2 separate regions of the Homo sapiens genome follow, and region 2 is linked to region 1. Evidence: chromatin contacts called from ENCODE Hi-C or POLR2A ChIA-PET data. All regions are on one chromosome and are shown on one strand. Each heading gives the region's core, a stretch centred on a gene start or an enhancer-like site at or near the end of the contact. The rest is flanking DNA. Distances are from core to core; before and after follow the strand shown.

The links. Hi-C counts contacts between places; a loop is a spot of excess contacts on that map. ChIA-PET counts read pairs that join two places held with the same protein, here RNA polymerase II (POLR2A). Pooled maps may share reads with other maps.
Region 2: a loop to region 1 is called in a pooled map, with 4 times the contacts of the local background. The contact joins two enhancer-like sites. A Hi-C loop is called at or near these places in 1 of 168 maps with a recorded cell type or tissue (Caco-2) and 7 of 50 pooled maps. POLR2A ChIA-PET finds 5 or more read pairs at or near these places in 7 of 52 experiments (AG04450, CD4-positive, alpha-beta memory T cell, H1 and 4 more).

The regions. Positions count from the first base shown.
Region 1 is chr3:157,064,846-157,071,470 of GRCh38, forward strand. No RefSeq gene overlaps it. Among named protein-coding and RNA genes, the nearest start is that of LINC02029, 14 kb to the right of the region's middle. Within about 2 kb of position 1,952, at least 5 of the 41 ENCODE cell types and tissues checked have a DNase peak (open chromatin) inside an H3K27ac peak, as active enhancers do.
Region 2 is chr3:157,126,247-157,133,131 of GRCh38, forward strand. No RefSeq gene overlaps it. Among named protein-coding and RNA genes, the nearest start is that of LINC00880, 6.7 kb to the left of the region's middle. RefSeq lists enhancers at 1,923-3,122, 2,172-2,381. Within about 2 kb of position 3,890, at least 32 of the 41 ENCODE cell types and tissues checked have a DNase peak (open chromatin) inside an H3K27ac peak, as active enhancers do.

The sequences.
Region 1 (6,625 bases), core at 702-3,201:
TCAACTCAGTCTTCAAGAGTACATTCTAGAAAGACTTTGGGATCTTTACATCCACAGAGCCAAGGCAAGATCCCAAGAGCTCTGGAGAATGCTCTTTCAGAGTCCCAGAGGAGTGGAGAAATGACCATTTGGTCCAGGACACTTGCTGATTTGGGAAGGGGCGGCCTTGCCAGTCTGTGGAGCCAGGGTCTGAGTAGAATCATCACAGAGTACTCTGCCCAGAAAGAGTTACAGTGGCCCCACCACATGCAGAATTTAGAAACTGCCATGCCATACAATACTAGTAAAAATATTAACAGGGTTCCAGTTTTCCCCACGATAAACACTTCAATATTTTTTTCTAAAATATCAAATCATTTCCATTTTTTCTCATTTTCTAGGGCTTTGTTTGCCTAGTCTGCTTCGGGTAACGATGTGCTAGGCATGGCCCCAGGAGGCTCCAGCAGACTTTGTTAACTGGCAAGAGGCTGCTTTTGTGCATCACAGCAGGAAGAAAGTCTACATGTGAAAAGCTTCCTGCTTGGAACATGGGGGTCAAGAGGACTTGCTCCTAAGGAGGAGAATATCTGTCCTGGGCAGGCTCTGTTCTCCCCCACAGGGCTTCTCTGGGTGGGCCCCTCAGCCCCATCTGCAGAGCGGAGGCTGAAGGACCAAGAGCAGGTCATGTGGGTCTGAGGGCACCTGGGATGAACTGTCACCCTGAGAACTATCTGTTGAACGCAGCCTTCTCTTCGGTGACACTTAGTCCCAATCTAAGGGTCTCTGGCATGGAGCGTGTCAACTCAGCATGCAAGCTCTGCTGCACCGGCCATCCCTCTTCCACAGATGCTCTTGCCTGCCTTTCCCTGTACTCAATCCCACCCTCGCTCTGTGTCCATCCCTAAACCCACTGTAGCTGGAAGTCCATTTCTCTCCTTCTATGGGGCACTTACATTCTTCTGACCTTTCACCTGTGTTGCCTACACTTAGCTTTTCCTTTTAACTTTTAATCTGTTTTGGGCTCATATCTAAAGTCTATCATATGCTCCAGAAGGCCAGGGTCATTTTTTTTTCTATTCTCTGTGTGTCCTGCACAGTCCCTAACACATAATAAGTGCTCCTCTGTGTCCCTTTTTCCTCAAAAAGCTTGCTGATAATAGCTCAATTACAGGACACATACATCACCTTCACACATTACCTAGAACAGTGGCCCTTAACCTCTTAAGAGTGACTATATTCTTAAGAATATAGTGAAAGCGACAAACCCCTCCTCAAAAAGATGCACATGGACATATATGGAAAAATTGCTTCATGCAAATTTCAGGATTTTACAGCCCCTCTGCAACCTGTTCAGCCATTGACTCTAAGCTAAGAAACACTGTTTAAACCGGTTCTTTTAACTGCACTGCGAGGTGGCTGCACAGACATTGTGGCCTGTGTTTAACAGGTGGGAAAAACTGAGGGTTGGAGATGGGGAGAGACTCCTCCAGACTGCTCTATATGGTTGATTGGTGTGGCTCCTTGCCCAGTGCCCACATCTCCTTTGATATCTATTTTGCAGATTTGCCCTGAGAAGTGCAAAATCAACACAGAAATATCTCTTCCATCAGTACCTGTGCATCAGGGCAGAAACTGTAATTCTTGTCATTCTTGCCCTTGCTATGATGTTTGGCATCTGATGAAACAGTGCCTCACAAAGTCCAGCTGCAATTCTTGCCAGGGCTGAAGCGAGTTCCTCTCCTGGTGTCAGAGGACAGCTTGCTTATTGTTGTAAATTTTTTATTTTCTCATCAGAGGCTCCCAGCTGTCTCTCCAAATCTGAATACAAGAAGTCAAATGTGAGAGCAGCCAGGTGGAGTTATTAGCATTGCGGCAGACCTTCTCATCTCAGCAGCTGCATCAGTTATTCTCGTGTGTTGGCTTGAGATGCCCTGCACCAAACCATGGGCCCTTTACTCAATCGACCCCATGATTCGGAAGGCCCCGGCATCTCGGCAGGCAAATGACGTGATGAGGAAGGAGTCATGGAAGGGCATTGAGCCAGCACCTTACACAGCAGCTTCAGTTTCCACTGTCAGTGCGTGATATGTGAATGAAAATCCCTGCGTAGTCATTAATGCATAATGCCTCAGTCACTGCCTCAAAAATCAATCTTTTACTGCCTCAACGAGGAAAAAAAACAATCCCACTGCTCTCCCAGGCCCTGTAGTGTGAGTCTATCATGGCCACTTGGGCATCACTTGGGCTCAGCTCCCTGACATGACAGAGTGTAATAGCTTCATAAAAAAGCAAGAGTGGTGGTTTTTTCAAACACCATTTGCTGTGTTTGAACAAATGTGCTTCATCACAGCTCCGCCTGCCTGTGGGCTGCTCTGTAGCTGACAGATAGCCCCAGCCTAAGGAAGCTAAGGTAAAGATACATGAAGTTCACCTTCCTGCACACTCAAAATATTCAAATCTTCTCTAACCACAGCCACAGGGCTCGTGCCAAATAGGTGTGCCCCTTCCTTGAATTTGTATGTGTGAATATTTCAAGCAGTGATGGCCCTGTATACCTTCTAAGGAAAAATATGTCTCTCAAATCAGCTGTTGTTGTTACTTTTTGCCCTTGTGGTTTCCCGGCATGACCCCAGGCACCTGTTAGTAGCTGTTGTGCTCCAAGACCACAACCTCCTAAACAAAGGTATTTATATTTCAAAGGGGATGAGGCCTTATTCAGTTCCTTCCTTCCCCACCTCCTTTAAGAAAATTCCAGCATTTGGGCTGGGCGTGGTAGCTCACTCCGGTAGTCCCAGCACTTTGGGAGGCCGAGATGGGTGGATCTCTTGAGGACAGGAGTTCGAGACCAGCCTGGCCAACATGATGAAACCCCATCTCTACTAAAAACACAAAAATTAACTGGGCATGATGGTACATGCCTGTAGTCCTAGCTACTCAAGAGGCTGAGGCAGGAGAATTGCTTGAACCCAGGAGGCAGAGGTTGTAGTGAGCCAAGATCTTGCCATGCACTCCAGCCTGGGAGACAGAGTGAGACTCCATCTCAAAAAAGAAAAAAAGAAAAGAAAATTCCAGTGTTTGACTAGCGTGCACTGTGATAGCCTGTCAGGGAGAAATATTTGGCCAGAGGTGTAAGTGGCTGCTGTGCACTGTTGTGTTAAAATGACGGTGACTCTAGGAGTCAGGACACTGTGTAGGACATCACTGAGCATCATGTCTGGTACTTTCTCTCAGCCTCCTTTGGGAATCACCTGCATCAGTGGTTCTCAACCAGGGGTAGTTCAGGAGACATTGTCAATGACTGGGGATACTGCCAGTGTTTTTGATATCATAACTTGGGAGGAAGAGGAGGAGGAGGAGTGCTACTGGCATCCATTGGGGAGAGGCCAAGGATGCTGCTCAACATCCAGCAGGGCACAGGACAGCCCCCCACAACCAAGAATTATCCAGCCCAAATGTCAATGGTGCCAACGTTCAGAATCACTGGCTACATTGACTAAGTCACTGCCACTTTCGCACTACAGTCTGTTCCAATAATCTGTGGTAGAGATACACATCTGGATAGGAAAATTGTCATCCTTCTTCAATTCATTTAAATTTCATAAAAATGTATTGGATGTCTAACCTGTGTAAGGGCCATGGGAATGATGACAGAGAGCGTCTCGGCCTTCCAGAAACTTAAGTCCAGTGACAGAGACAGACAAGTGCGTACCAACCATGCAATGCCATATCAGGAGCGGGTGGCGAGTGCTGTCACAGCATACAAGGGGCTGGGAACCTGAGAAGCAGAGATGACCTCCAGCCGGCCCAGAGGGCAGGCAGGCTATGCAAAGTTTTCAGAAAAAAATAGATGTGAGCTGTGGGGGCTGCAGGGATGAGGAAACCTCACACAGGTGAAGCAGGACGGGGAGCTCTGAAGACTCAGGGAAGAATGTGAGCAAAGGCAGAGATGCTGCCTGGTGGGATGGTGGGAAAGGAAGTAAGGGGCTGACTTCTGTGGCTTGCCCTAGGCCGCCTGGTGCACTAGGGTGGAGGAGGCTGACTTTCTTCCTTTTGTTACATTTACTATTTTGGAATAGTGGGCCACATATTTACATTTCAGACTTTTATAGTCTCTTCCTTTGTTTGCTACGGTCACATTAATATTCAGTAGAGAATCTTGCCATTTTTATGCAGTATTTAGTGGAGAAGAGACTTTTCACCTAAAAGTAAATTACAAGTTTCTCCTGCAGAGAGTGGTAGCTCATGCCTGTAATCCCAACACTTTGGGAGGCTGAGGTGAGAGGACTGTTTGAGACCAGGGATTTGGGACCACTGGCAATATAGTGAGACCCCATCTCCACAAAAAATAAAACAATTAGCCTGGTGTGGTGGCGCACGCCTGTTGTCTCAGCTACTCCGGAGGCTAAGGTGGGAGAATCGCCTGAGGTGGGAGCATTGCCTGAGCCCAGGAGGTCGAGGGTGCAGTGAGCCATGATTGTGCCACTGCACTCCAGTCTGGGTGACAGAGCAAGACCCTGTTTCAAAAAAAAAGATTTCTCCTGAGGCCAGAACTAAATAAGCTGCTGTATTTGGTTCAGTCGTTAGTAATTCACATGAATCACAATTTGGTTTTAGAAAAACTCATTTTTAGTGCATATATTTGAAAATATCTCAGAATCATGGATTCCAGAGACGGAAGAGATCTTGAGAAATGCTCAGGTTCAGTTTTGTCTGGTCCAACCAGATAAGCTATTTTCGTCATCATTTCACAGATGAGACAATTAAACATCTGCACATTTTAGACAGAAAATAAGCCTACGTTAAGTGGCAGGATTTTTAAACCTGATGCATTTGCTAAGTGGTGCAGTACTCGAGATTTGGAGGTGAGAGAGTAACTATTGTCCAGACTCAATTGCCCAGAGATCAAGGAGGTAGACTTGGGGGTAGAGGGATACAGGCTTAAAGGGCAGTAGGAAGCCACCCAAGCTCAAGATTTATTGGAGGGCAGATTCTCATCTCTATACTGATTGAGTGACCCCAGCCAGTGAGATCTCCTGGAAGCAGATGTGGGGAACAGTTGTGATTGTTGTAAGTCAGAGGACAAAGTTCATCTGGAGAGAGCATCTGTCCAGGGAATCTCTGGAGACTGGAGCCACTGTAGGAAATTCGGGATTTCAACAGAGAAAAAGCTTCCCTTGGGTGTGGGCAGGCAGGGGATATCCCTGGGGATCTTGACCGTAAGTGACCACCAAGATGTGCTCCAACCCAGACTTCCCTGACTCTGGGCAGCCTGTGGACTCTCCTACCCTGGCTCAGAATCTCCGCCTTGGTTACAGTTCGAACTGAGATGACCTCTTGTTTCCCATCAAAAATGCACCCTTTTCCTCTCAACATCCCCAGTATGGGGCTCACTGCCACATCATTTGCCCCACTCCAGGGCAGGGCCCACCCGGGAAAAAGCCCTGGTTTTCTTTCTGAAGACCACCCTAGTTTATAATAGCAAATAAATATGGATTATTTTTCTCAGTACAAGTTCCTGGGTATGGGACTCAGAGAGTTGCTTTTGTCAGCTCATGAGATGGAGAAGGAAACAGTGTGGGGAAATCCCAAACCCTTGGCTACCCCATTTCCTAAAGTGAACTTTACCCCTGGCATCATTAAGTGACTTTAACAGCCTTGTACTTGCAAAGTGAACTAAAAAGGCAAATGTATAAAAATCAGGTCCTTTTGGGGGGATCACAGAAATGCTTTATGAGATCCTTTTACAGCTGCCAGTAATCATTTACTCACGTTTTGCTCAACACAGGGGAGGTCCTCTTCTGCTCAAAAGAAAGGCAACTTCCTATAAAACAGACTTGCGTAGAATCCTTGGCAGGGAGAAGAAAGCAGTGAGATCACTTCTAGGCATGGCTTCTGGGGACTGCTGATTTCCTTGACGATAATGCCAGTCAGGCCCATAGCAGTGCCTGGCAGCTGCTTCCCTCCCACACCAAAGAAGCCCAGGCCTCCTTAGGTTTACAGGCCCCTGGCCATGGGCTCTCTGTAGGAAGTTGGTTGTGTATTTGTTCTGGAAGTGAGCCCTTGGGGCCAATGCACCAGGCTATCACTGGTAATGTCTTCTTTGGAGCAAATTCAGGTAAACGACTCTGCTACATGTGGCCTTGTTAAAACAGACAGTTCTGCTCAGCACATTTCCCTGGACATTCTAACACTCGTCGTTACACAGGAGTGAGTAACCAAAGGCAAAAGGCATCCATGTTAGCACTTAAGGTCTGTTTCCACTTTGGGTTCCAGTCCCATGGCCTGTGTCCTTTTCCTCAGAAACTGTGGTCTCACGGGGTACCCTCTTCCTCAAGCTGATCCTGGCAAACAGATGTGGTGCCAACTCTGACCATTGCTCCTTGGAGTTGGAGGTACAGATTACTTGTCAGAATCTTGTGATGTCCTGAGTGGTCTGGGATGCCCCTGCTCAGAACTACCATTTCCTGAATGTTGACTCTTGCAAGGTGTTTACATATGTCATCTGACTTAGTCCTCGCAAGGATCCTGTGCTCATTTCACAAGAAAAAGTCTCCCTCTACCCAGGCAGTGTTCCCCCACATCTGGGCCAAGGAGCCTTACCCGAGGGTAAAACAAAGCTGAGGGGCAAGCAACCACACACCCCATG
Region 2 (6,885 bases), core at 2,640-5,139, 63 kb after region 1:
AAGTGATCCTATAACCAGCAACTGGTTCAAAGGAATCTGGCTGTCTGATGCTCACCCTCTAGTTTATTTGAATCTTGCCTCTACAATATCATCATATTCGCCCTCAATTAACCTTTCATGCAAAGGAAAGGATCTTTCATGATAACCCAATAGCAGAATTATGGAGGAATAACCAACCCTCATCTTCCCTCTACATAGTAGCGGCTACTATTATCTACCACAAAAAAATCCAATGGTCACAGCTGGCCAAAATGGCTTAGGACAGTTCATCACACTGAAGCTAACCTGAAAAAAATCTAAGTTGAGTGACAGCAGGAGCTGCCTGGGATTGAAGAGTGAAGGGGGGGCTGATTAAGTGAGCTGAGCACAGCAGAGAAAGGAGCTTAGCTTTGGGGTGTCATCTCAAAGGAGACCCCACCCAAGGAGATAGCTGCAGGAGTGAGATGGCACCAACAGAAAACTGGGTTCTTGCAGGGGTAGTATTGATGTAGGAACTGAGGGGAGAGTTGTTAGGGGAACCGCCAGTGATTAGTTTGCCTTGCCAGAGAACTTTGTGGTTGGATGTCTCTGAAAGGCTCGCTGAGTGAAGAGCCACACACTGAGTCAATGAAGTCTTAGCTACCCCTTACCTCTCCTCCCTCCCATTTACCCTCTCCCACCCTCGAAGGAGCCAGAGGCAGCAGAGTGAGTGGCAGAGCAGTGGAAGAATAAGGAGGGAAACTAGTTAGGAAACTGACCATCTTGCTCCCCAGCACCTGCTCTTCATTTCTGTAGGCCTTGGGGCCTCATCAGGCCCAAATTAGGGCAGAAAAAAAGCTTTATATTGGATGAGACATTGAAGCTTTGATGGGAGACTGGACTGAACTTCCCAGACCAAAAATTAGATGTTTAGTAAAACCTGAAAGCGACCAGGAAAGCTTTGGAATATGCCTGGCATTTCATCCAGGAAAGTTGAAGAATAATTCAACAGAGTGAGCTTAAAAAGATGGCAATGAAAGAGAATTAAGTTGGTTACTTTTTGTATCCAACCGGGTCCAACTTGATCGATCTTCTACAGGTTTCATTATTGAATGAAAGGGACTTAGTGTCTTTCCTGTAGTTTTTCAAATTATTTATTCTTATATCTCATTAAGTAAAAATCAGGGGGAGGGGGATGACTTAGTTTTCAAGCATGTTCTTTAAAACCACAAACTAGAGAGCAGTGGGGTGGGGAGGTGCAGGGACATGTATGGGTTCCCATTGGTGCTATAACAAATCACATAACAAAGCTTGGCAGGTCAGGATGGGTTTCACCGGGCTAACATCAAGGTGTAGGCCGGGCTGCATTCCTTCTGGAGGCTCTAGGGCAGAATCTGTTTCCTTACTTTCCAGCTTCCAAAGGCCACCTGCATTTCTCAGCTCATGGCCCCTTCCCCGCCAGCAGCAGGGTAGCATCTTCAAATTCCTCTCTGACCCTGGCTCCCCTGCCTCCTCCTTTCACGTAGAAGGACCCTTGTGATGACATTGGACTCCCCCAGTAATCCAGATAATCCAGAATAATCTTTTCATCTCAAGATACTTAATCACATTTGCAAAGTCCTTTTTGCTATATAGAGTAACACTGTATATTCACAAGTTTCAGAGATTGGGGAATGGACGTCTTTGGGGGACCAGTCCTCTGCCTATTACAGAAGAGGCCCAGGTGCATGAGCTGGGCCTGTGATTCACCTCTCAGAGAACACCCTCCCCCTTGCCTGTGGGTCAGCCAGGAATAATGGTGACGGAGAGGAAAGAGGCTCTGTGTAATCTTGGGGAAAGTACACAATCTGCCAGTACTTCAGTTTCTTCATCTGTGAAATTATAGCCTTAGCTGTCCCTAAAGTCCCTTCCAAATCTAAGCCCTTTGCTCCTTTTATCTTTTGGCAAAATAAGCATTTGAAGAAATCTGGCTATCTCAAGAACCCCAGCTGATCTTCTAATGCACACTGCCAGGCCTCCACCACCCCCGGGCCAAGAGGGAGTCTCTGACAGCTGAATTGTGGAAACCTCTGGGTGAGGCAAGCAGCCCTTTGCTTTCTCCAAGGAACAAAGAGGCACGAGGAAGGCACTGGTGGGAGGCTTGGGGTGAGAGGCCTCTCCACCAGGGCAATGAGTTATCCTGTCCCTTTCTACTGACTCACCACTGAAGGCCTTGGGCAATTGTGCCAGCCAGAATCACAGAAGTGGCTGCGAACTCAGAGATAACAGAGTGGTCCAGGGAAGCCCCAGTGGACTGAGTCATGGCCAGGCTCTCACAGCCCTCTTCTCGAGTCAGCATCGACTCCCTGTGATCTCCCTGGAGCCTCAGACTCTCAGAAGAGCAGGTCTCAGAACACTGGAGATGAAAGGAACCTGAGACACCATGTCATAAGCCCTGCCCACCAACCTCCCTATCATGTGACTTCTCGGGCTGGTTGTGTTTTTTTTTTCCCCAGCTACTCTGATAAATCACATTGTTTGGATGGCTGAGCTCTGTCTCTGGTCTGACTTTAAAATTAAGGTTCACTTTGCCCCTCAACGCCATGGGTCCAGCTCTCAGGACTCCTCCAGGCTACCTTTACCTTCCATTTTTGAGGTAGTGTCATCTACCAGCAAGAGCTCTGAGCCATAAATCAGGAAACCAGGGCTTCCTGCTTCTGTCCTCTGACCAGACAGAAATGGAGCATTCACCAAGTCACATCATCTCTTTGGGACTCATCAGGGTTTGACTGTGTTTTCCCCAGAGTCCCTTCTAGTACCAACAGGAGAGGATCAGATCATCCTAAAAGCCCTCTTCAATTCTGAAGTCAGTCATCCTCTATCAGAGTTCCTGAACACAGCCAGGCTGGTTCTGCCGGGGATAGCCGTGGCTTGTGACTGCCATGCCTCTCCTCCTCCCAGGAAGGTACAGAATCCACAGCCTCAGGAATGCCAGGCATTCTGCCAAGGGCGCCCTTCCTTTTCTCGGTCTGGTTTCTCAGTCTCTCTCTTCCCAATCTAGACTAGACTGTCACCTCCACTCACCAATCCCGTGGAGGGGTCAGGGGTGGGACGGAGGAGAGCCAGAAACGATGAACTGCGACTCTACTCCTCATCTGTGTGGCAGGCCTGTCATTCCTCCTCCAGTCGGGCCTGCCTAACTAGACCAGCACTGGGGTCACTCTGCGTGTGAGTGGGGAGGGATTCCTGCCTATCCAGTGACCCTGCTTAGTGGGTGGATGCCACCTCTGTCCCTGGAGCACCCGAAGCACCCAGGGGCCCCCACCTACCTGTTTCACTTCTCCAGGGCTTCCGTGTAAGGCCACCTCCCCCACCTCAGGCCTGGCCCCTCTTTGCTAAGGACTGCTTATCCCCAGGATGTTTTTGGCACCTTCTGGGCCACAAAGGTGCTTCCTGTAAAAGAACAAACCGCCCCAGGTTGCCTTTTGACACATCTATTTCAGGGTCAGTTGGCATCTTATGTTTCGCCTAAAAAACTGAACAATCTTTTTTCTCTCATCCAGTAAGAAAAGTCTTTTTTTTATTTTCACATGGGTTTATGCACCCCCTGCCCCCCACCTTTTCAGAAGGAGGCTCAATGCAAGTATCTGTGTTATAAACTAGCTTCCTACACTGGCCCTGCCCCTGCGCGGACTTAGCCTTCCTAAGAAGGGGCTCCTTTTCTCCTGGCATGTGCTCGGCTGCTGGAGAGAAAGGCCTATTGTTCTTCATGTGCCCAGTACACTCAGCCAGGCAACACGCTGGGTGTTCCTCCCAGGAGGTAGAAAACCGCCTCCCCAAGATCGGATCATTTTATACCTTGTGTTTTGTTTGGTTTTGTTTCTGGCCTTTCCTTCTTTGCTGTACCTCCTTCCCGAGCGCTCAGAGCCCATAGAGCACTTATTTCTTTCCGTTCCCTTTGCACAGTGAATTGCCTTTTGTATGCCTTTGATGTGATTGCTCAGCTTCCAAGGGAGGGGAACGAGTGTCTCGTCTCTCCCACCTAGAGGCTCGTGCTGCCTGTGGTCAGGAAGAGAGCGAACAAAGGCGTGCTTGGCCCCGAGGGAGGCTGGGGTAGGGCCCACGCGTGGAATGTAGGGTCTCTTCTGCCCAGAGGTGGAAAGTCGAGCAGTGCTTTGGGGTCTGCGGGGCTCTCCAGCGATGATTTGGGGTGCTCATGGCAGGGCTGAGCTGGGCAACAATATGAGGAGAGGTTTTGCTTCTTGGTCCCTGTCCCATCTGCTTAGAGTATCCGGGTTGTCTGGGGCTCCGAGGGAGGAGCACTACAGCAGGAGCCAGGAATTCGCCTGCCTCTGCCACCGTGTGACCCCGCATGACACTGACCCTCCCAGGGGGAGCCTCCCTTTCCTGGCCCTTGAGTGGGGCAATAACTCCTGCCCCACCCGCTGGCTTTCTGGGTCTCATGTGGTGAGGAGCAAACACGACACTCTCTGAGGAAACGCGGTGAGAAGCAAGAGCCCTTTGTGAGTCAGAGGTGGTGGCTGTTGCTGTCTTTCCCACTGTTTACCAGGCGCCCCCCACCCAATTTCCCGTGAGCATCTAGTGACCCCATGCTACCCCCTTGTGGCCAAAATGCGACTCATCATTCATTGCTGTGAAATTACCTTGCTATTAAAATCGTAAGGAAAAATAAATAATGAAAGTAATTAATAATAATGAATATATAGTAATTAACCCAGACTGGAATACCTTTACTTTTCATCAATAAATCCATAAAATATAATTTTTAATACTTTTTGATGGAGGAAATGGCGCATGAAGAAAAAAGTGCTTAATGTGGGCCCAGACCCAAGGTGAGCGTGGGACTGAGGGCGCCCTTCCCGGCTACTACCCAGCTGCTGGCGGCGCCAGGGAGGCCTGCCCGAGGCCAGACGGTGGCCACTTGCCGAGGCTCCCCTAAAAGGTCCTATATGTCCCCAAGATGATGGGGCCAGGATGAGGAACAGGTGAGAAAGCACTTGGCCGCTCTTCCTCAGCTCTTTAAAATCTTTTCAGGTCCCTCAAGATTACAAAACACTTTAATAGCTATCTTTTTCTTTACTGAGATAGAACCGGTTGTCTGGAGGCAAATTAGAGCTCCTGCATGTTGAAAAATAAGTGACCAATAACTGCGTGTTTCCTCGTTACAATCTCCTTCCTCAGACACAATCTCACCTTCCACTCACCACAGCCCTGAAGCAGAACTATCCTCGTTTTCAGACGAGGAACTTGGGGTCTGAGAGATCATATGCTGGTCAGATGGAGCAACAGCCTGAACCCAGGGATTCTGATATCAAACCCCTCACTTTTTTCTTTTCTTTTTCTGTTGGGGGGGGTGGTTGGGGGGACAGGGTCTCTCACTCTGTCACCCAGGCTGGAGAGCAGTGGTGTGATCACAGCTCACTGCAGCCTCACACATGTGGGCTCAAGCAATCCTACCACCTCAGCCTCCAGAGTAGCTGGGACCACAGGCATGCACCACCACACCCAGCTAATTTTTGTATTTTTAGTAGAGACAGGGTTTCACCATGTTGCCCAGGTTGGGGTCGAACTCCTGAGCTCAATGAATCTGCCTGCTTTGCCCTCCCAAAGTGCTGGGTTTACAGGTGTAAGCCACCATGCCTGGCTCCCCTTACTTCTTTTACTATGTGAAGGGCTTGGAGTTGAATACTGGGTGAACCCCAGCCCTGCAGAATGAGAACAGTCTATATGGAGAGGAGGAAATGCTGCAAAAAATGTACCAAGACTTTTCCTTCCATACCTGTGGAATAAATCTAGTCAACAGTCATCCTCTAGTCACGATGAATAATCTCCTGGAAACTCATGCCTTTGACCTGGATAAGTGCTTTCCTTTTCCCTTCTCCTCTGGCAGAGATTCCTTCAGAATATTCGCCTCTCCAGATGTCTTCTTTACTTTCCCGATAGCCTATGCCCAGGTTTCTGAGGAGTTTCCTTTCAGACGTGGCTTCCTGGTGTTGTAACTGGGATGCAGTCTTGCCCTCTGTGTCCCTCCAGCCGCATGTCCTCCCTCTTTTCCTGAGAAGGCAGGGTCATGGACATCTAGAGACCCACTGCAGAAGTGAGAATTTTGTCGACTTAGTGCCAAGTATTGTCCTGCTTTGATGAAACCAATGAGCACAACACTGAAGAGCTTGTGAGGGTCTGACAGTGGAGGAAGGCGCAGGTGGACAGGCACAGAAGAGCACCCCAGAAGACACCCCTAGAGCACCCCAGAAGACAGTTGGACACCCCCTCTAAAATGCTGCTGGTTGCAGTACCAGGCATCCACAGAAGGGTTTCCAACACTCACAGTGCAGTGAAGTGACACACAGGCTCACTTTCTTACCAATGAGGACCTGAGCCAGAGTGCAGAAAGCCTTCTTGCAGATCTTCCATGTCTGGGGTACACTAAGTGAGATCATATTTGTGTTCTTACACTGTCTAGGAAAGCTCATAGTTCATAAACATCTCTTGTGTACCAGTCTCTGGCATTTTTTAATACATCATCTCATAAACATCAGGAAAACCCTCTGAGGTAAGGATTATTTGCCCTGTTTTGCATATTATTAAATTGAGGTTCAGAGAGGTTAATAGACTTGCCCAAGATAACAAAGCTATTTAGGAGAGTCAGGGCATGATGTGAGCTCCAGAAAATGTTACACCCTTGAAACTATGGTTTGCCTGACCAAGGACACCTCTGGCCACTTTTCTGCTTTGGGGTGGGAGTCCCTTGCATCACATTAGATGAGTGCATATGATCTTTCCATTGATTGCATTTATACATTGAGTGATCAGGTAACTTGGTTACACATGGATATGCCTGCACCCAGAATTGGCCATTGTGCCAGTTTCCTGCCCCCTTCTTCCACCACACACAAAGGCCAAGTCATGATTGTGTCAGTCCCTGTG